Linked DNA regions of Homo sapiens: region 1 is linked to region 2. A link is a contact called in ENCODE Hi-C data. All regions are on one chromosome and are shown on one strand. The core of a region is the stretch at or near the end of the contact, and the rest is flanking DNA. Distances in the headings are between cores, read along the strand shown. Region 1 overlaps TEAD1 (TEA domain transcription factor 1). Region 2 holds the start of LINC02989 (long intergenic non-protein coding RNA 2989).

What was found. A loop is a pair of places that touch in the nucleus more often than their neighbours do. Pooled maps may share reads with other maps.
Region 1: a map of PC-9 shows a loop between it and region 2 (6-fold over the local background). The contact joins the enhancer-like site here to the promoter of LINC02989 in region 2. A Hi-C loop is called at or near these places in 2 of 168 maps with a recorded cell type or tissue (PC-9 and tibial artery) and 1 of 50 pooled maps.

Annotation. Positions count from the first base shown.
Region 1 is chr11:12,690,338-12,694,131 of GRCh38, forward strand. All of the region lies in intron 2 of TEAD1 (TEA domain transcription factor 1), which reads left to right. Among named protein-coding and RNA genes, the nearest start is that of TEAD1, 18 kb to the left of the region's middle. RefSeq lists an enhancer at 3,071-3,794. Within about 2 kb of position 2,439, at least 31 of the 41 ENCODE cell types and tissues checked have a DNase peak (open chromatin) inside an H3K27ac peak, as active enhancers do; they include PC-9 and tibial artery, where a contact is called at or near this core.
Region 2 is chr11:12,085,261-12,089,072 of GRCh38, forward strand. LINC02989 (long intergenic non-protein coding RNA 2989) reads left to right here and starts at 1,611. Exons shown (of 2, transcript NR_186297.1): 1 at 1,611-1,860.

The sequences.
Region 1 (3,794 bases), core at 1,189-3,688, 610 kb after region 2:
TTGGCTGGTCTAGATGAGGGTCCCAAACCAGATCAACAGGTTATATTTGGTTGCTGTGTTTCTTAAAACTCTTTAAATCACATCCCCACCTTTCTTGTAATTGATTTGTTACAGAAGCCCCTGTGTTTCTCTTCTAGACTGCCTCGTTCTGGATTTTGCAGTTGTATCTCCATGGTGCTGTGTATTTTATTCTCTTATCCTCTGTATTTCCTATAAATGGGAAATTTAGATGTTGACATTTGATCTAATTCAGGGTTTTTAAAAACTTTTTTGATGCAAATATTTCATAGCTAGTATTCTACCAGGAGGCACACAATGTACAGTGTCACTTTTTCTGTGATGTTAGTGCCATTGATTGATGATCTCTGCCTGTATCTATTATTTCATGTAGTTTTTGCAAACTGGTGGTTCTCTGATACTCTAGTTCTGTTTTTGGAGACAGGTCTCACTCACTGTGTCACCCAAGCTAGAGTGCAGTGATGCGATCCCGGCTTGCCGTAGCCTTGACTTCCCGGGCTCAGGTGATCCTCTGACCTCAGCCTCCTAAATAGCTGGGACTGTCAGTGCGCCACCATGCCTGGCTAGTTTTTTAGTTTTTTGTAGAGACAGGGTTTCATCACTCAGGCTGGTCTGAAACTCCTGGGCTCAAGCGATCTGCTCACCTCGGCTTCCCAAATTGCTGAGATTACAGGCGTGAGCCATCTCACCCAACCCATTCCTCTTTTTATGGAGAAGGTTTCTCTTAGCAACTATATGGTTAACCTAGCATATAGTTTGTAAAGGAAAGATAGTTTTTTTTTGTTTTGCATATCATTAGGCAATCACTGATTTTAAATTATTGAATGCGTTTCAGTCCATTGCAGTTCCTCCTCTTACTGATGCTCAAATTGTTTCATCTTTGGCCAGTGGGAATTTCTTTAGTTGGCTCCTGTGGCCTTTTGATGTGACCCTATTAATAGTCTTTTATAGTTTCCTTGCTGTCCAACCTCTTGTGTATTCTGGGAGATAGAATGAACCATTTCTGCAGAGTTTGGGTTCCTTTTAGTGAGAAATGGAGTTTCTAGGCTATGATGTGTGTGCTAGGTTCTCTGCTTTTTTTCTCCTCCCACTCCTTCAGTTGAATAATCTGCTCACCTTTGGAAATGGATCCTGCCTGCCATGTCAACTCTAATCGTGGTAAAAGCTTTCCTTGCACACTTGCTCATGCCTGGCCTCTTTGGCTCTCATTTGCCACTTTCATGCTTGTGCTTGTCATCTTGTCCTTTCCTCCCTTAAGAAAAAGACCAAACTGAAGAATTACCATGGATGGTTTGTGGTTTGACTTGCCTCCTGAAGGCCAAAGCTCATGTTAATGTAGGCTTCACAGAAGTCTTTAGTCATTGCCTTCATCATGTCTGCCTGATAGTTTGTTCTATTCCTTGTATACATAACCAGGACATGAGAGATTCCTTATCTTATTACCACCGTGAGCCATTCAGGCTGCAAGCTGTATTTCGATGGTATTGTTGGGTACGTTTGTACTCATCTGTTTCAATAAATATTGATTGAATTAAGCTTTGTACTTCTTCTCCAAAGTGTTTAAAATAGAATGTATTTAATGTCCTAGTCATTTAAAGAATTTATCACTAGTCTATTATTTTTATAAGCTTAAATAAGTTAAAGATTTGTAGTTTTAGATAGATTTATGCATTGGATCCCTAGTTGTAACATAGCTATTGTTTTAGTGCTGCGGGCCTATAGTAGTAGGCCTGCAAGTCTAAGATGAGTGTTTTTTATTTAACAAGTCTGCTATTAAACTTATTTTTAGTATTATAATTTCTGTCTTTGCTTCTTGGAAATTGTTTTATGCCCATGTTGGTGCATCATAGACTATGCACTTAGGCCAACCACCCCCCAGTCCCCCCAGCAAAGCAGGGCTCATTTTAAAGACACGCTCTAATGCTTTCTTCAGAGTTTCCATTCAGACCTACAGTTTTAGCTTCAGTAATACTTTTTTGTTTTGTTGGTGAAACAAAGCTGTATGCGTTCACAGTGCAGCCAACACAGTCTCATGACGGCACAAGTGAATAGTCCTGAAATTATCATCATTCTCCACACCACTGAGAAGTTAACCAGCATCCTGGCCTGGGAAATTTTGGATACACATTTAATGCCCCTCACCCACCACCCCGGCTTTTTTTTCTTTTTAAAGCCGCAAGCTTAATGTAATGGTTCCTCTGTATTAAAGGAAAGTACAGTATTGTAGGGGTTTATTTCCCCCCCGCCCCCGCTTTCCTCCGTGGGCACTGAGAGTAGGGGGAAGAGCCCCGTAATTCACAAGGCAGGCTTCTGTGCCCCGCGGTAAACTCAGTTTCACAAAGGGAATTTTCATTATGGTCCTGTGGCTCCCTAACATAGTGGAGGCTTCAGGAGGCAAGTGGTAAAAGCTACCAAAGAAAAAGCTGGACTGGAGCCACTGACGTCATGTCAGTAAATCTGCTGGAGGAGCCCAGCCATGCAGCGCCTGCCAGCCGGCCCCTGCACTTTGGCCTTGCCTGGTCAACTGTTCTTACTGCTTCCTCCACCCCCACCCCACAGAACAGCCTGTGTTTTTTGTGTTCTTTTCCCCCTTTTCCTTCTGTGCAACTGGGCTGTGTTGAAACCCATAAAGGCTTTTGAAAACCACCCCTACTGGTCCTGTGCTTAATGTCTTGTGTGGGGATAGTGGGGAGAACCCAACAATCCATGAATGAGGGAGGCTTTAAAAGTTTTTTCTAGTGGGGACCTCTTTGTGATGAATAAATCCACAGGGAACATCATGGAAAGCAGCCAGAGGTGCGAGCCCCTGGTGCTTAGTACTTTTAAAGAACTTCGCTTTTAAGTCCTGGGCTGTGTGCACATGTGTGTGTGCGTGTGTGCATGCGCACAGTAAAGGACAGAGAAGGCCAGTCAGCACATGGGTGGAAATACAGAATTTCAGCCTTCTAGCAGAGGATGATTTAAGAGAATGAGTTCCAATGCGAGTCCTTTATTACCCATTAATCATTGGTCTGCTCACTCTGAACTCTGGTTTGCAACTGGAACAGTTAAATCTTAAGCTACATGCTTCTGTACATCCTGGATATTTAGAGTCACAACCCCAGATGGGCCTGAATTAAAATATTGCTGTGCTAAATCTATTTTTACATCTAGGGGAATGACATCTAAAAATAAACCTTATCCCACCTGTTATCCACTTTTGGGAAGTTGAAACGCTGTTAAGTCGCAGCCCATGGATTAAGCTTTGATGACGGCTTCCCATGTGATGCCTGCATTCCACTTTTCCTGCCACTGGCATGATGTTTTCATTGTTTCGGTAACCGTTGTCCTCCTGTTTATTTTGCTGTGAATATTCATTTGCAAATAAGAGTGAAGCATAGGTTCAGACTGGTTTTGATTTTCCTGAATCTTAGGGTCAGAAACATATTAAAAGCAGTATCTTATCCATGAATCATGAGATGAGTCAGTTCCTGAAACCACTACAAGCCTCATAGTTCTTGGCTACAAGCAAAGGCAGGAAATCCAGGCTTCAATAACTTCCTTTCCCAGTCCTGGCTATAGCCGCGTTGGTGGTTAGGTTCTGCTGCCTGCCTTTGTAAGCGGTAGGAAGATGTATGTCTGAGGAACAAAGGCACTTGAGTCAATTTACTGAAACTGTTTATAATTTGTGGTCTTGATCTGAATGTCAGGCTGCGTTGGCACACCCTGCTCTGCTGTGCGGCCCGGCACAACTCAGCCAGGAAAGGCGGCAGGCTGAGTCCGGGGAAGTGCCCCAG
Region 2 (3,812 bases), core at 361-2,860:
GTTTTAAGAGGAGGTTGGATGACAGTGTCACCCTCCACTTTCTTTTCACTTCCAAATTTACCACTGTGGTCCCAGAAGAGAAGTCCCTGCTTGGTGCTCATGTCCCCACCCTTCTCCTGGATCCCCCATACCCTGGGGATCAGTCCGGAGACCTCCACTCTCAGAAGCAAACTCATCCTTGACTGCGCCTGACTCAGCCATCCCTGATTGCATCTTCTGGGCTCTTGTGCTCCCAAGGATGTAATTGAGTGTGCTATGTGGGGAGACAGTCTCATGATTTCCTCGGATGGAAACCAAGTGGAAATAAAAATAGTTGTGCCAGATTGTTGGTGTGCATCACAGCTCAGGAGTGGCCCTGGGATGCCTGGGCCTGGGCTGGAACCTGGCATCCATGTTGTATGCCCGATTTCCTCCACCTCCTCCGCTCAGGGTGCTGGTGTGTATGCCACCTCTCTGAGTGAGACAGGAAGATTGCGTTTAGCTCAAGCACCTTCTCATCAAGACTCTTTCGGAGGGTTCAGAGGGCTTGTTTCTGAAGCACTCAGCAGGCAGCCTGGCATAAAGCAGGTGCTCAGTGACCAGTGGGTATCAGTTGGTCCCTTGCTGCTTTGAGTTGGGCAACACTGAGGTTGGGACTACAGAGGTCATTGCCCCTTAAGAAGAACCTAGAGCAAGTTATCTCTGAGGCCCTCGGAAGCTTTGTTCAAGGGACATTAAGTCCCTTTGTTTGGGGCTGGGGAGTACTGAGACTACAGTTTGGGAAAATGTTGGTCTCTGAGATGTAGGCTGCCTGATGACTAGCTGTGCAAACAAAACCTCGGACTTCCCTCCGCATTTCTTTCCTTTGACCCTTCAGTGTCAGCAAGCTCAGGGTCAGAAACCCTGCACTCAACTCCTTTGCTAGGGATTTGTGGAGGCTGATAAAAGCCCGCAAGGTGGCCAGGGCTGCTGGGCAATGTTGGCATCCTGCTGATACAAAAACTCAGCTTGGATCTCCAGCACCTTCTCCTCAGATAAAGCTGGTAATTTCCTGGAGCAACCACACTTGGAGAGAACCAAGCTTGCAGGGAGCTCAGAGCAGCCTAGGCAGGTCACAGTGGACAGGAGGGATGTGGGACTGGCAGGAGGAAGTCAGGAAGGAGCCTTGATCACTGACTGCAAATAAAAGCTTCATGTGGTGCAATGAAATCACCCTATATGGCTTGAGAGGAAATTCTCTGCAAGGAGCTGCATGCAAATAGGTCATCAAGTAATGGCAAAAATATGCAGCCAAATGGAGGTGCCCCTGCAGTTTCCGTGTCTCCAAGGACTAGATAAACTCCAGGAAGGACTCAGGGCTTGATACCACAAAGGATGGGGAATAAGAGATGCTCCCTCTGCCCCCATGAGCCCCCTTAGCCAGCCTCCTGCCTCCTGCTTCCCATCTCTCCAAGGGGATCCACCCTGAGTCTGACCAGCATCCCCGTGTTCCCTGTGGCCGGGATCAGGCAGGGACACAGAGATTGCTTGAGACACTTTCTGGTGACTAATGCAGTATACTTGAACAGGAAACAGACTGGAAAGGACTTAGGGGGAGCTATAAATAGCCCATGTCCTAAAAAAATGAACTTGGGAAGAAATGGAATTAACAAACTGGGAGGAGAACAAGGAGATCACAGGCTCCAAACAAGACCAAGCTTTCTCTTGGGAAATGAGCTTTTCTCCCAGATGGAGCTCCATCTGCCCTTGCAGGATCAGCTCCCCCAAGTGTGCCCTGCTCCACCCTGGGGTTGACCAGCCAGCTCAGCCTGCCTGCCAATATGATGCCTGGAATTGTCTGTGGTTCTGGGGGCCAAGCCTTGTCAGGATCATCACGTAAGGGTGTGTATGTGCGGAAGGGTGGTGGCTGAGGCTCAGGATTCAAGGACTATGGACCATGGTGGGAAAGTAGAGAATTGGAGCAGTGACAGGTCAGGGACATCCCTTCTGATGTTCCTCAGTTCTCTTCTGTTCTCTGGGCTTCAGCAATCTGCTGTCTCTTGAACCCAGTGAGGGGAGGGGTGAGTCAGGCAGAAGAATGAGCTCAGGTAGGATGGCACGTCAGCAGCCTGGAGTCTGACACCGGCCAAGACACTCAGTGGCAGAGTAATGTAGAATAGAACACTCCATTTCACTAAGACTGGTTCCTTTTCTGTAAGATTGAGAGGTTAGACTAGTTCACTGGATTTGAAATATTTTTATTTTTTAAAGATGCATAACCTTTCTCCAAAGGAAATCACAAGGAAAGAAGAGTACTGCCCTGGTTAAGGTGGGGACTCAGGGTTTCTCACACTTACACTCAACCATTTCCCTTGTGGTAGCCCTGAGAAACTGCCACAGTGCACCAGGGCGTCGCCCAGCTCTGTTGAAAGCCACAGGACTGGAGCACTTGGCAAGTTTGGCTGGCCACCCAAACACAGCTCCTCACGGTTTCTTTCTGTCTTTCCTTTCTCCATAGAGGCTGGAAAGCTAAAACAGTGAAAGGTAATGCTGAGCAATGGAGGCCTAACTAATGATGTCAGTGAAAACAGAGGAGGAACTTGTAATTTACACTCCCCAGCTAACTTCTTCCTCCTCTTCTTCTTTTTTTTTTTTTTTAAAGACAGCATCCTCCTGTCACTTAGGCTGGAGTGCAGTGGCATGATCATGGCTCACTGCAGCCTCAAACTCCTAGGCTCAAGCAATCCTCCTGCCTCAGCCTCCCAAGTAGCTGGGATGACAGAGGCATGCCACTATACGCGGCTCCTAGCAAACTTCTTATATCCTTATTAGTTATTGTGATAGACTGATTGCAAAAACAGCCACAATCGTCTATCCCTTCCAGTCCACACCCTCTGCATCCTCAATCCACACCCTCTGCAATGTGACCGTGTAGCTCCTCCCATCAAGAGACAGAATCCATTTCCCCACCCTTTGAATATGGGCCGGCCTTGAAATTTGCTTTGAACAGTGTTTATTGAAAGTGACAATGTGCCAGCTCCACGCTTAGGTCTTAAGAAGCCTGTGTCTTCTACTGTCTCTCTCTTAAACCCCTGCTGCTGCCATGAGAACAAGCTGGGGCTAGCCTATGAGAAATGAAATATCACACAGAGCAGAGCCGAGTTGTCCCAGCAGAGGCCACCCCAGGCCAGCCATCCTCCAGCCAACCTGCCAGCGGACCCGAGATGCATGAGCAACTAGACTCATGAGAAATAATACATGTTGTTTTAAGGCATACGTTTTGGGGGTAGTCTATTTCTGTTCTAGTATTTATTGTCGAGTAACACACCACCCCAAAACTTAGTGATTTAAAACAATGTATTATATACTCATTTATTACAATCTCCCAAGGTTCTACGCATTGACTAGTCGCCGTGGGGCAATTCCCACCTGGGGGCTTTCAGATGATTAGTCAGATGTCGGCTAGGGCTGCAGGTATCCGAAAGGTTCAGCTTGAGTGGGTGCCTGGGATGGCTCACCCAGGTGGCTGGCACTGGATGCCAGCTCTCATGCTGGACTCAACTGGGCTGTTGACTGCACATGACCTCTGCATGGGCAAGGGCTTTTCACACCGGGGTGCTGGGTTCCACGAGGCAGGAAGAGGATGCTGCTAGGCCAGGTAAGAGTTGTGGCAGCACTGGCACGGCATCACTTTCTTTCTATTCTATTGGTCAAAACAATCACAGCATCGACCCTTGGAAACATAGATGTCACATCTTGATAGGGAAATGGCAAGGTCACATTTCAAAAGAGAAGATAGGATGGGAGATATTGTTGCGGCCATCTTTGGGAAATACAATCTGCCACAGTTGCAT